Linked DNA regions of Mus musculus: region 2 is linked to region 1. Evidence: chromatin contacts called from ENCODE Hi-C or POLR2A ChIA-PET data. All regions are on one chromosome and are shown on one strand. The core of a region is the stretch at or near the end of the contact, and the rest is flanking DNA. Distances in the headings are between cores, read along the strand shown.

Evidence for each region. Hi-C counts contacts between places; a loop is a spot of excess contacts on that map. ChIA-PET counts read pairs that join two places held with the same protein, here RNA polymerase II (POLR2A).
Region 2: a map of heart shows a loop between it and region 1 (1.9-fold over the local background). The contact joins the promoter of Dnph1 here to the enhancer-like site in region 1. A Hi-C loop is called at or near these places in 3 of 37 maps with a recorded cell type or tissue (T-helper 1 cell and heart). POLR2A ChIA-PET finds 5 or more read pairs at or near these places in 2 of 5 experiments (both embryonic stem cell).

What each region holds. Positions count from the first base shown.
Region 1 is chr17:46,451,843-46,459,240 of GRCm38, reverse strand. The region is part of intron 13 of Ttbk1 (tau tubulin kinase 1); the gene reads left to right. Among named protein-coding and RNA genes, the nearest start is that of Slc22a7, 17 kb to the right of the region's middle. Within about 2 kb of position 3,770, at least 1 of the 3 ENCODE cell types and tissues checked has a DNase peak (open chromatin) inside an H3K27ac peak, as active enhancers do; it is heart, where a contact is called at or near this core.
Region 2 is chr17:46,492,535-46,499,932 of GRCm38, reverse strand. It overlaps Dnph1 (2'-deoxynucleoside 5'-phosphate N-hydrolase 1), which reads right to left and starts at 3,144. Exons shown (of 4, transcript NM_207161.3): 1 at 2,961-3,144; 2 at 1,440-1,508; 3 at 1,180-1,290; 4 at 315-1,056. The coding sequence starts at 3,123. The coding sequence ends at 878.

The sequences.
Region 1 (7,398 bases), core at 2,521-5,020:
CGTTTCCCCTCTGACCTCTGATCCTCTCAACCCTGTGACCATCAACTTCCCCAAATATTCCTGATTTTAGTAGAGGTCTTAGGGCCCTTGGATCAACATTGGGGATGCTTACACCTAGTGGGCAGTGCCCAGGAGCCGAGCTATCCATGTATGCACATGGCCAACATCGAGATGTGGCCCAGCAGTTCTGCAAGTCAGTTCCCACAGTCACCGCTTTCTTCTCTAAAACAACTTCTTTTTTTTTTTTAACACATCTTTTCCATGTAGCAACCAAAGCCAGAGCCATGTTCTAACCCTATGCCCTTCTCAAGCCTGGCTGCTCACTTTTGAAGGTCTTCAATCCCGAGTCTCTATGGCCCTCTGGGCTGTTTTGGATGGCTCTGCCCGGGCAGGAGTTGGAGAGATGTCCAGGGAGACTTCTTGAGAAAAAAAAGCAAAACAAACCGGAAACACAAAGCACAAAGGCGAGGGGTGGGGATACACAGCAGCCCCTCCCTGCTTTCAGCACTGCCCGGCCCCTGACCCTCTGCCCTCCATGTAATGGCTGGGCTTCTCCTTGTTCATAGATTCCACAAGTCAGCTGCACTGGGATTCCAGGCAACCCAGTACTCCACTATCTGGCATTCCTTTCTGGAGAGTTCCACCACCAGACCTGAGCAGAGCCCCACCTGAGTGGCTGCAGTTGTCCCTGAGCTATTCTGAGATCCTCAAGTGCCTTAAGGCTTATCAACAACAATGGCACTGGCTTGAGCCTCAGTTTTAGCATTATATACATACTGCTGTCTCTCAAGCTGTTAGGAATGGGGGATCTGCACCCCCACCTCTCAGTCACAAAGGACAACCCCCATGGGAAGGTAGTAGTCCTTTAAAACAAGGCCACCATTCAAAATGTCTGGCTCTCCAGAAGGCGTCCCTTTGCCTTGGTCTTTGTGGTGGAGGAGTTCATAAGCCATTATGGGCAACGGGAGGGAGGTCTTCTTGACAGAACTGCATCTTTGGGGAGGGGTCATGTTGACTTTTGCAAACTGTGCCACAATCTCATGGAACTGGGTGGAGCTCTGCATGGCTTAGGGCGGAGTCTCTGATTCCCAGGTGTGGCAGGGCTGTCCCTGAGCCTGCACGGCAGCAGATCTCTTATCTTTGTAGCTCCCCAGAGAGCAGAGTGTGGAGAAGCGAGCGTCTCTCCCTGGGGGAGAAGGGCATGGCTTCTTGAGAAATAACTTTGCCAGTAGGCGGCGCTCCTGGCCTGAAGCAAGGTGGCTTCGTACTTGGCACACAAGGGAGTCGTCAGGTATCCTGTACTGTAATCTTCCCATTGGCACACAGTGCTTCTTCCTGTGCGCCATGATCTGAGCACTTGACAAAATTAACTCACTTGAACCCCATACTAACTTGTGGAGAGAGAGAGCCCAGTGCCATTGCGTTGGGTGGATTAGTCAGATGTTCCCTCTACAAGAGCTTAAGTTGGTAAAAAAGCCGCCTGGTGCTGAGTAACTGTGGTCTCAGGCCGTAAGAGTCATTAAATGTTGTGACCTGGTGGTTTTTTCTGCTGGTCCCCTCTCGGAAGAGGAGGGTTGTCTTTGGACTGTCCTTCTCCTCCTTCTCCAGTCCCACCTTGTCGTGGGACTGCAGCCAGATATGAGGCACCTCAGAGAACTGGGGTTGGCTAAGTTGGCTGGACACTGACCACGCCGCCCCCTTGATCTCACAAGAGTTGTATAGCAGCACTAGAGACAGAGTGGCCTGACCAGGATACCGTAGATGGCAGGGGCTTGCACTCCTGACTTTGGCCCTACTGGAGGGTCTCAGGGGTCAGACTCACAGATAGCAGAGATCACTTGCTGAGCACTGATGGGACTTTGTGAGGATGTCACCAACTCACACAAAGAGACCAAACAGTGACAGTAAGTTTCCGATAAGGGAAACTCCACTCCACTCCAGTCACTCTCCAAAACACCAGTCATTGCTGCTGTCTTCCTTTTTTTTTTTTTTTAAAGATTTATTTATTTCTTATATGTAAGTACGCTGTAGCTGTCTTCAGACACTCCAGAAGAGGGCATTAGATTCCATTACAGATGGTTGTGAGCCACCATGTGGTTGCTGGGAATTGAACTCAGGACCTTTGGAAGAGCAGTCAGTGCTCTTAACTGCTGAGCCATCTCTCCCACCCCCCTTTTTAATCTGAACTCTCCAAATTTTTAATCATTGATCACACACACACACACACACACACACACAGGGCAGTTTTGGGGAAGAGCTAGTAACTTAACCCTGAGGACTCCTCACTGCATCACCCGTCTAGGCTCAAAGCAAGGTAGTTCTTCAGCAAGCACACCAGCCAAGCAGCTGCTTAGGATACTAGCTGCTAGTGAGGCGTGGTGGGCGTGGTGTGTGTGTGTGTGTGTGTGTGTGTGTGTGTGTGTGGTGTATTTGTGTGGTATGTGTGTGCATGTTGCTGTGGTGAGCCCGGGTATGTGGAGTTATTGGAGTTTTTCCTTGTGTGTGGAGTAGGACTGCCTAATAGGGGTAGTATTTTCTTAGACAGAGAGGGGTGTGTCCTGAGGACTCTAGATTGGTTGGAAAATGCTGTATTAAATTCCTCATAATTAATACACACCCCATACACTCAAGGCAGCTTGGGTCATAGCAATAGCAACTCAGAATTCATCCCAGCCACTAACCCTGAGCCCAATACTCTCTCTCTAAATTTCCAGTCTGAGGGAAAACAGCCCTTCCCAGTGGATTGTGGCGTGGCACCTCTGGGCCAGCCAGTCCTGGCTCCCTCCTTCCTACCTCTGTCCTCTGCCCTGCCTTGGTCTCTTTTTCCGGGGCAGGGTGGTGCTGTCTGTTCAGGCAGGGGTTGGGGGAGCATGGGACACTGCAGGACGGCAGGAGCTGTGTCAGTGTTAATGGGTGGTTTGGGAAGGAACCATGCGTTAGGGGGATTCGGTGCACATTGGAGGTTGGGGTACCCTCCTGGGCTGGGGACACAGATGATGTATTCGCTGCTGTCCTTGAGTTGATGTGACAGTTGGAGGAAGCATAGAGATCTAAGGGTCTGCAACATCTGCCGTGCCCAAATCTCCACTTAGATATGGGACACTCCTAACCAGAGAGGCAGAAGCCGTGTCCAACCCCATTGCATCTGACTTTTAAAGCATCCTTCTCCCTAAGGGAGAGGCTTCCAGGCTGAGGACCATCTCCCTCAGATAACCCCACACATACTCGGTGGACTTCCCAGCCTGGGAGGCCCCTGAGCCCACCCAAAAAGAGGTGGGGAAGGAACTGGGAAACCTTCCTTAGCCCTCTGCTTTCCCTGGGGTTTCCCATCACTCACCACTTGCCCTTGGATCCTGCACAGGCTGTGGGTTGGGGGAATGACTACCCACGCACACGCACGCGCACACTCCGCAGCCTCACGCACACTTCATCCACTCTCCGGACCCGCAAACTTAGCATCCCAAACCCGGAGCGTCGTACTCGAGACCCTGTCGCAGGTTTCTAACTGTTAAGGACCCTTGTTGCTCACTCCAGCCCTGAACCCGCCCCAGGGCCCGTCCACCCAATCAATACCCAACCCCTGCAGCCATCACTAACACGAATGTATGTTCAGTCTTTTTAACCAGCTGCTACTTGGCGTGCCCCTGGTACCGCCGGCCTCGGAGTCCCCGCCCCGCCCCGTCCCGCCCCGCGCCGGCCGAGCCGGGTCCCCAACTCTGGTCCCCGCCCCGCCAAGCTGCCTGCTGCTAAAGTTCTTTTGGGTTAGCGCCCCCGCCGCCCCGCCTTTGCGCTCTGTTTTGTTTGTTTTTCCCTTCTGCCGGCTCGTGGCCGCTGGGTGCCTGGCCTGGAGGCAAGGTGGGGACAAGTGGGGGACTCGCTCCACAGTGCTTCCAGGGTTAGGGTGCAGACCAGGGGCGGGGGGATATGGGAGGAGCTGGCTCCAAGAGCCCGACCCCCCTCCCGATTCCGGTTACCTCACCGCCCATAGGGCTGCCCCCCACCCTTGGCCTTGCAGTAGGATGCCAAAGAGCCCAGAGTTGAGGGGGAGCCAAACTTTGAGCCTAGGTCTCTCAGAGCCACCCAACCCTTTTGCCCCTGCTCCGATCCGTGTCCTTTGTCCCATCCCATCTGCCACTAAGGGCCCTGGGGGGCTCCTCAAACATGCCCCCACTTCCAACTCTTCCCCCACCCCCACCCCCGAAAATAAAACTCAGGGACCAACATCTGCTTCCTTTGCACTTGCTCCGTCGACCCCTCCCCCAGGTGGAGGGGCTTCCGTGGGGGAAGGGGCAGGTTCCAGGGCCCCTAGAGTTGACAGTATTGCCGCAGAGAGGGGCTGGCCTCTGCCCCCTAAAAGGTGGGACTGGTGGTGTGGGGAAACTCAGCCCCAGGACCGAATTAAGCTCCCTCTCTACAGAACCCCTCCCCCCAGGGGATGGGATGATGGGATGGGAGGGTGGTTGGCAAGAAGACCCTCCCGGAGGTCTCCAGTCCCAGCCAGTTTATTCCTGAGCTCCTCCTCAATCCCGAGTCTTTCCTCAACCCCCCTTTTGTATTGCAATAACACTGTATGATACGCTTGCACTATCTATCCCCTTACCCCGGCCAGCTTAAGCATGCACGAGAAACTCAAATCCACACACACATGAAGACGGGACGCTTTTTTTTTTCTTTTCTTTTCTTTCCTTTCTTTTTATGTTTTATTATTTGTTTGTTTGTTTTGTTTCTTACATACCCCACACACACCCCCGTTTTCTTCCTAGTTCTCTCCGAGCTGCGTCCTCCTTAGTGTACATAGCAGCGTCAGGGGCCCTGGACCCGGGTTAGAAAAGCATGCACTGAGCCCCCCCACCCCCACCCCAGACTGCGAGTACTGTACAAATCCAACACTTGAAACCGACACGCACACGCGCGGCGCCGCCACAGGGGTGGGACACGGACACGCACCCACGCGCACACGACCGTGCACTGGCGGGGGTGGGGGCGCCCCGCCGTCAGGCGTCGCTGTGCAAGGGATCTTGTGCCTTTTAAAGTCCCTGTATGTTCATGCAGACAATCCGGAGAGCTTGTGTACTACCAAATCCTGATTAAAGACGCCTTCCAGGAATCTGCCTTGGCCTGCTTTCTTCACCTCCCCACTCTGGTCCCGGAGGACCTCAGCTCACAGTGGGCGCGGGGGTGGGTTGGGGTGGGGGTGGGAGTGCTGGGCAGATGGCAAGGGGCTGGGACTACAGCTGACTAGGGGACTGGAGTGCTGATCAGCTGGACTCGGAATTACCCTCCAGCTGCTGTCTGTCTTCTTTCATGGGGGAAGGTGATGTGTGGATCTCTGGGATCCAACTCCAGTTGCAAATGGGCTAGAGGAATGCAATAAAGTAGGTTAGGTTCATGGGCCAAATGTGGCAGAGAGAGGTGTGAGGTCGAAAAGCCCGATGTGGGACATTCCCGGGTACTGTCCTTGCTGCTCAGTGGCCTGAGGGAGCAGGTGGACCGTGAAGAGATGCACGAAAGATGATTTAGCTCAGGATATAAAGGCAGTGTCCTGAAGGTGACAACGACAGAAGCAGGCTGAGCAAGCTGGAGACTGCCCTTCTGTATCATGACTTTTGTCCCTCACCCTGACTGGGCAGAAAGCAGGAGTACAATACCGGTGACTCAGGAATGGACTTGAGACAGGTTTTTGTTAGTGGAGGAAGTTCCTCTAGCTACTGAAGAGGAAGCCACTTTGTCCATAGGGCCAAAAGCAATTGGGCCAGACAGGCACAGTTCCTAATCCCCAGGAGGTCGAGAAGCCCCTCCCCCACATACTTGTTAGCTCTGTGGGGGCGGGGGCGGGGGGACGAAGCTAGGACAAATTGACCGGAGCCTGTGTGGGGAGGGAGACATTGCTATCTGGGAGATCAATCGTATGTGTGAGGTCTGTCTGGGTAGACTGTGCTCAGTAGCCATGTTCCCACCTTCCTCGATAGAGTTTCCACCTTGGGGGCAGGGGACTGGGATTTCTCCTTTGGGCGGCAGTGGTGGAGTAGTGTGAGGTCTCTTGGCTGGACAGAAACACTGTCTGAGGGAGAGCTGAGAGACGCCGGGAGACTGAAACAGGGGAAGAAGGCAGCAGATGAGGTGGACAAACTTCCAGGGGCCACTTGGTCCCTAGGACCTCTCCTCTCCGGCCTAGCATGGCTGCACAGCTGGGGGCCAAGGTGGAGGAACAGGCTCCAGAATAGAGGAAGGGATGTAGGGCATTAGGCAGTCCGGATGGGCACAAACCCCTCCCCTGTCATTCCGGGGGAGGCCAGCTCTTGTCACTCAGCCCATTCCATTCACCATAACCTTGGGACTTTGAGCCTTCGTGCAGTTCCAGTCACTAGTTGGCATGGGGTCCAGGCAAGAGTGTCACCTCCTGCACCCTGTGTGGGCACTGGGGTGAGGTAGAGTGGTCAGGTCTTCAGCCTCATTGTCACAAGTCCTCCCTGAGAGGACAACTCAATGAGCAGCAGGTCTGGGCTGATTCTCTCCCTCTGCATGTGGCGCTGAGGGGTTGAAGCTTAGAGGGACTCAGGCCTCTGGGACCAGAGTGCAGACACCCAGGGCTTTTGCGCTCTCTGAGCTCTTCAGCTCAGCTGTTTCAACCCCTCAGGTCATAAAGCAGCCCAGACCAGCCTGAGCTCCGGAATCAACAAGGAGGTGGGGTTTGTTTGGTTTGGTTTGCCTTTTTATTTTTTATTTTATTTTTTTGAAACAGTCTCTCACCCCGGAACTTACTACGTAGACCAGACTGGCCTTTCATTCACAGAGACTCCTGGCCTCTGGCTCTTGAGTGCTAGGGTTACAGCAACCAGGGAACTTCAGAATAAGTGGGGTTTCTCAGTTGCACCCTCAGATTGAGGGGCAGGAACCCGAGCGGGACTTTTATAAAGCATCTGGGTGAGCCATGCCGAGACAGCCCTGGAGCCTAAACCAACAAGTAAGACTCATAAAGGTCACTGCCCTGGGGAAAGGTGTGCTCTCTTCTGGGCTAGCCACCCTTGGCTAGCACTCCACACAGCTGGGATGGGGGCTGGTCACTCTGCTGTGCCTCCCAGTTTCCCCCAGGTTTCCCGGGGCACACAGAAAGTGTCCTGGAGACCCCATCAGACTGGACACTGGAGACACCATCTGCATGAAGGAGAGGAGGTTTTGCTTGCGGTTATCCAGCTGGTGGGAAGGGTTGGTCTCAGCCTCTGAATGGGCTTCTGGGCAGAGATCCAGGACTTGGCCAGGTGTGAGAAGGCATGAGCAAAGCTCCCAAGGGTCTTCCTGTCCTTGGTGCAATCGCCCAGCCCAGGTTCCCCATCGCCACTTAAAGCCACCCTTTCCACTTGTCCAGCTGGATTCTGTAGCTGTAACGCTGGCAAGGCA
Region 2 (7,398 bases), core at 1,895-4,394, 41 kb before region 1:
ATCGCACTATTAGGAGGCCTTGTTGGAGTAGGTGTGTCACCGTGGGGTGGGCTTTGAGACCCTCCTCCTAGCTGCCTGAAAACAGTCTGCTCCTGGCTTCCTTTCCATGAAGATGTAGAACTCTCAGCAACAAAGTCTTCCATATTCCTACTAGGATAGCCCATCAAACTTTGCTTTCCAAAGTCCCAACATCTACATCCTTCGAAACAGAAGCATGGACAGATCTATCACAGTGATGCCCCAGTCCCTGGTACCAACTTCTGTCTTAGGGTTTTACTGCTGGGAACAGACACCGTGACCAAGGCAACTCTTCTAAGGACAACATTTAATTAGGGCTGGCTTACAGGTTCAGAGGTTCAGTCTATTATCATCAAGGAAGGAGCATGGCAGCGTCCAAGCAGGCATGGTGCAAGAGGAGCTGAGAGTTCTACATCTTCAAAAGGAAACCAGCAGTCTGTTTTCAGGCAGCTAGGTGGAGGGTCTCAAAGCCCACCCCCACAGTGACACACTTCCAACGGGGTCACACCTAATAGTGCCACTCCCCAGGTCAAGCATATTCAAACCACCACACTGTGCCTCCTGAGACGCCACCATACCCAACTAAACGAACCTTTTCTTACTACTGAGGCAGAAGCAGGAAGGAGTCCAGAGAAACATCAGGGGTCAGCATTGGATAAAGTTGGACCAGGGCCAAAGAGAAGGTTCAGCAGCTAAGAGCACTTGTTGTGGGTTTAGTTCCCAGCACCCACATGGAGGCCCACAGTCATCTCTACCACCAGTTCCAGAGAATGTGGTACCCTCTTCTGACCTCTGGGCACAAGGTATGAATGTGGTTACATACATACATGTAGTTAAACATGTGTTAAAAAAATAAATCTTAAATTTTTTCTAATACAGTAGGGTTAAGACAGGCACTTGGGTTACTGGAGGAAGCCGTCCCCTGAGGAAGATAAGCCTCAAAGTACCGATGGAGCATGGTCTCCACTTCTTCCTCTGCGTAGTCCCACACCTGGAACCTCGAGCCATCGGCTGCTCCCCGGATCATGGCGGAAAGCACTGGGGAGGGGGGAAATGTGAAACTGACTTCCTTCCATACTCCCCACTCTGCTCCCTGCCCCAGCCCACTGGGAAAGGAAGAAAGCCAGGAAGGAGTAAGCCACTCCACGCTGGAATACTCACCTCGGCCAGACTGTGGTCGGAACAGGCACAGGATCGGCTTACCAAGAGCTACTGCCCGGCCCAATTCGTAGCCAACACCCAGGGATGGCTGTGTCACTTCTGCCACGACCACTGCAGAGAGAGAAAAATAAGACTTACTACCTGGGATTTTTAAGAACGGGGTGACGGTGTATCTGTGGTGGGGATAGTAGAGTCAGGGATAGCCCAGGAATCGACATCACCAAGGAGCCCTCATGCAGAAGGGAGGACTACTCACTCACCATCGGCCTGCCGGAGCCAGGCCAGGTCCCGCTCATGGATGAACTGGTCGCCCCCAGCAGCCTCTTCCCCTGTGGTTGAGGGCAAGCTGGTCAGAGATGGTCCCTACCCCAACTCAGTACCTAGTAACTTCTATGTTCTCGCTGCTTCTCAAATCTACCCTGCTCAGAGAGGGGCAGAGAGAGGGAACCCTTGCCCCAGCACCTTCAAAAGCCAGTTCAGGAGAGGAGTCTGTTAAAGGGATGAAGAACAAAACAGCCACAAGAAAAATGCAATCCTGTTCACGGAGGCACGTGTGGGTGGGGCTGGGTGCGTGTGGGGAAAAGGTCTGACTCACCCGGAATCCAAGGGGCGTGTCTGGGGTCAGAGAGCCAGGATCACAGTTTCCAGTTTGAATCAACTCTGCTGTTTAGGACGGTAAGGCTCTGCAGGTGGCAGAGCAGAACCACACTGTCTAAAACTTCTTTTGTGAGCCTGAGGATCATGGCTCATAGCACTAATCCCAGCCCCGGGAGCAGAGGCTGGGGAAATCTGTGAGTTCCAACACAGCCTGGTCTACACTGTAAGTACCATGATGGCCAGGGATATGTAGAGAGACCCTGTCTCAAAAAACAAACTAACAAGTTGTGTGTAGCAGCAGGTGCCTGTAGTTCTAGCACTTGGGCGGTGAAGGCAGGAGGATGGCGAGTTCTAAGGCCATCCTTGGCTACAAGTCTGACGTCACTGTGCGTTTATGACAGCCTGTTTCCAAAATAAAGAAAAGAAAAAGAAAAAGCAAGAAAAGTGACTAGGGGAGAAAACCCAGATTCAAAGGTTTTCTCCAGGCTATCACACTCTGTAGACTGTTTTGTCTCATTTCTTTGAGACAGGGGTTAACTCTGTAGCCCAGGTTGGCCTGGAACTCATCCTACCCTCTGCCTCCAGAGTGCTGACATTGGCGCTGAAGGTGGAGAACTATCAACAAAACACACCATGCGCTAGCCAAGCATAAGCACAAACAGGTTCTTTCCAATCCCCTGGCATTTTTTGCCTACGATTGATTCTTTGTCTTTTAAAAGATTCTCCCAGAATTGCTTTAGAGTCCACAGCTTAGGAGTTTGTTCTTGCATGGGGCAAGGGAGATCTACTTAAAAGTTTTTGGAGCAGAAATACAAGAGTTCTAGGTACAACTTTCCTACTGGAGGAGTGCTTATCCAGACCAGCTTATCAAAGCCTTGCTAGCCCAAAGCTGGGTCTGGGCTGTCACTTGCTTCCAGTGTGCTGGACAGGGACACTTGACCTGCGCATGGAACGTACACATATAATCCAGGACCTTCCATAGCCAGCCGGTCCCCTAACCATTACGAGGTCCTAGTCTGCAGATCCCCTAGCCTCCGGTCTAGCCTGCGGGTCACATGAGCTGCGGGTTCCCCAGGTTGAATGTCTACTAGCCAGTGGGTCTCCTATCCGGCAAGTCCCTAGTCAGCCGGTCCCCTTAGCCTACAGGTCCCCAGCCTGCGAGTCTCCAGCCCGCGTCGCCTCACCACGCGGCTCCAACTCAGCATCAGCCACGTGCTCAGTGAGCACCTTCCCATAGCGCCGCAGCCGGGATACGATCCGCGAATACAGAGCTTGGTCTTCCCGCCCGCCGCGGATGCTCCCGCAGAAGTACACAGAGCATGGAACCAGCTCCCCGGATGCCGCCATCGCCGCGCGCGGGCAACCGCTGCCGCCGCTACCACGTGACCTGGGAAAGCGACTCCCAGAGGTAAGGGGACCTTCTTCAAGCTCGCTCTCTTCCCGGATAGGCTCTTCCCGAGCCAACCCGCTCATTAGTTCTGACTCCTCCCCGTGACCTGCCCCTCCCCAGCTCCTAGCTATTCAAGTAGTTCTGTACGGATCTCAGTGCTCTCAAACTCTGTACGGGATCCATAGGCAACTGTGATTGGCTCTCATTAATCTTTCCAAAATTTAAAAAAGATTGTTAACTTATTTTAAAAATATTTTATTATTCATACATGTATGTAGTGTTTTAATCAAATCTAACCCAGTCTCTCTCTCCCCTCCAATCCATCTTCTATCCCCTACACCAACTTCATTTTTATTTATTATTTAAAATAATTATTATCTTTGATTATTTTATTATTTTATGTGTATAGGTGTTGTGATGGTTTGTTTATCCTTGGGCCAGGGAGTGGCACCATTTGGAGGTGTGGCCTTGTTCAAATAGGTGTGACCTGGTTGGAATAGGTGTGTCACTGTGGGTGTGGGCATAAGATCCTCACCCTAGTTGCCTGGAACTCAGTCTTCCACTAGCAGCCTTTGGATGAAGATGTAGAACTCTCAGCAATGCCTGTGCCATGCCTGCCTGGATACTGCCATGCTCTCACCTTGATGATAATGGACTGAACCTCTGAACCTGTAAGCCAGACCCAATTAAATGTTGTTTTTTATAAGACTTGCCTTGGTCATGGTGTCTGTGCACAGCAGTAAAAGCCTAACTAAGACAGGTGGTTTGCCTGAGTTTATATCTCTACATCATGTGCATGCCTGATGCCCCAAGAAGCCAAAAGAGCACAATGAGCTAACCTGAAACTGGAGTTACAGACACAGTGAGCCACCATGCAGGTGCTGACAATCCAACCTGGGTCCTCTGGAGAGTGGCCAGTGCTGTTAACCACTGAACCATCTCTACAGCTTCCCTCCCTACCCACTGAGCCCATTAGTGCTACCTATGTGTGCACCGGTGTGGAACCATCTACTGGAACAAGTACAGGCAGCCTCTCAGGGTCGTGCCTGCCTCACCAGCTGTTAGCTGTCAGCAACGCTTCAGCTATTGGCATGGGGCCCTTCTCCACACAGGGTAGGGTTTGGACCAGCCTGATCGTGCACGGGCAGTCATAGCTTCTATGAGTTATGTGTGTAACCCCACTGTCATGTCCAGAAACAATGTTTTCATGGCAGTCCCTCTGTCTTTCAACCCACTCTTCCATGGAGATGGCCCATTTACATTCAAACACTCTACAGTCTCCGAGAGACCCTATTAATCTGCAAAAAGAAGCTCTTCTGACGAGGGCTAAGGAATGCTCTAATTGATGGGTACAGAGATATGGAATCGGGCAAGACGGTTACACTTTCTAGAGCCTGACTCCCCACCATTTCCATGGCCACCGCTCTGGCCCTGCCCCTCCCCAGATCTCCCCATTCCAGCTCTTCCTACCACAGTCTGCTAGCCACTCTGAGGAGATGGAGAGCCCCTCAGTGACCCCACCTTAGTTAGGATAAAACCAGGGGGGGCCAGTGGCCCACAAGTTACAGAAGAGCTGTGAAATGCATTATTCTATCAAGGACATGGCCATTGCCGCTGCCACCAGCACTGGTCTTAGGATGGACACCCTGGGTCTACAGAAGAACAAAACTCTCCACAGCCACGCCTGGATGCATGCATGCATGCATGCACAGAGGCCACCACCCTCATCCTCACTGCTAAACTATTTCCTATTGATAGGTTACAGAAAAGGGGATGCTTTCTGCCGTCATCCACTGGGCACCGCACTGAGCTCCACCCATTTGTTGTAACCCAAGGGTCACATAGATGGCCCCTGTTAAACTAAATGGGTTACAAAGCCTACCAACAGGGAGGGGAGAGAGGGAGATGAAAGAGAGTAGGGGGAAGAGAGTAACCAGAAGGCAATACAGGTAGGTATGAAATTGTCAAAGACCTGAACTAAGAGGAAAACTTTGTTAAGGTATGTGAAGTGAAATTCTGCAGAAAAAGCCATTCTTGTGTTAAAGTTTCTCCAAGGATGACTGAATAAGACTTCAGAGAGTCGGAACATTGCAGGTCCACAGCCACATTACCTCAGGCTACCTTTAGTTCCCTTCCTAGCCTTACATCGCCCACTTCCATGTCTGGTCTAATGTCCTCGAGCCTGCTTGATGAAATCCTTCCGAATGTGTTCACAGCTACACAGAAGCATGGAGGCTTGAGGAATACCAAGCAAGCACTCTACCTACTTTGCTAGAACCCCAGGCCCAGACCCTGTCCCAAGTTTTTGCTTTAACTATAATAATAACTTGTCTACAAAAAATTACTTCAAATAAATAATAATTATAGTACAAACACTCTCAGTGCTACTGCTTGTGCCAAGAAACATATCTTCAGATTTGGAGCGGAGTGGAGCGGAGCATCGTGTTTGGTGCTGGAGGCTCTGGGGTACGTCCTCCCCCCACCACTCCCGCCAACCCCTTAAACAATAGGGTGTTCCAGCTCCCCACAGTTTGTATCCTCATCCAACCCCTCACATCCTCCAATCCCTCCAAAAATAAGTACTGCCTTTATTTCCATACTCAACAGAACTAAAGGTTTTAACGCATCATGCTACACTTCAAGCATTCCTCACTCAGGTTGTGTCTTTCTTTAAAGGTTATCTTTGAAAAAATATTGTTAGTTTTTTTTTACAATTTTAAGTGTATCGGTGTTCAGCCTGGATCTGGGTCTGTGCGGCATGTGGTTGCACAGGAAGGCCAGAAGAGAATGCTGGGTCCTATGGAACTGGAGTTAGAGACAGTTGTGAGATACCATGCAGGTGCCGGGAACAAACCCAGGGCTTCTGCAACAGCAGCCAGTGCTCCTAACTGCTGAGCCATCTCTAGCTCCATCATCATCTCCTCTCCCCAACACTCCCCCCCCCATCTCCCTGTTTGATTTTAAGATTTATTTTCTTGTCAGGCATGATGGCCACGCACCTTTAATCTCAGCATTCAGGAGACACAGGCGCCTGCCTCTATGAGTTTCAGGCCAGCCATTGCTACAGAGTGAGACCCTGTCATGTTTTTTGTTTTAGGATTTCTTTCTATTTTATGTGTATGAGAATTTTGCTGGAATGCTCGTATGTGTATCACATACATGAGGTCCCCAAAGAGACCTGAAACCCGTAGTGGGTCCCCTGGAACTGGAATTACAGGCCGCTGTAAACAGCATGACGTGAGCACTGATAGCTGAGCCAGAGTCCCCGAGGTTCGGCAATGCTCTTTATTGCTGAGCCACCTCTCCAGTCCCTCCTAGTGCGACTGTGCGAGCATGAGAGTGTGTGCATGTGCACATGCGTGGGTGTGCATGTATGTATGTACGTATGTATGTATGTATGTATGTAGATTAGAGGACAACTGTGGCTTTACATTTTTTCCTTCTCCCATGTAAGTCCTGGGATTCCAATTCAGGTTGTTGGGCTTGCCCTGCTGGGCCATCTCACTGAACCTCATATTATGTCTTTTAAGTCCCATTTAATATACAAGTTGGGACACAACTTATTAGCGTGCTTATTTTGTGTAAGATACTCAGTAGGCTCTGGTGGAACTACTAAAGGGAACAGTGAGGAATATGGAGTGGGAAGACCAGGTCCAACCCTGTTCAGTGATGTATCAGAGCACTGATGCTCCAGAGAGGCAGGGGTAAAGCTCCTGGGAAATTCCTTCCGGTTTATCTTCACAATGTTTGCCATCTGACACTCAGACCAGACAGACCTCATACAGGAAGTAGCCGGATATAAAAACCGGATTGAATATGTTCGAATGACAGGCGCCTGGAAGCGTAGGGCCAAGTGTGGGGGAAAGACGGAGCAAGCATAGCAGACTTGACATAGACCCCAGCTTATCACCTGCAGGGTTCCAGACCACAGTGTCCTGGAGCAGGGAGAAGACAAACCGAGTCGTCCATGCGGCTGGATCACAGTATCTGACACCCAATAAGTTGGCACTAGATTTGGGAGAGAGACGGCGTAGCATTTGAGAGCACTGGATGCTCTCGCACAGTGCACACGTTTGGTTCCCAGCAGCCGTGTAGTAGCTGCAGTTCCAGAGAATCCAACACCTTCTTTCAGCCTCTGCCAGCATGAGGCATGTGCATGGTAGACAAACATACATGCAGACAAAATACCCATACACATAATAAATAAATAAACTTAAAACAAAATTGGATCT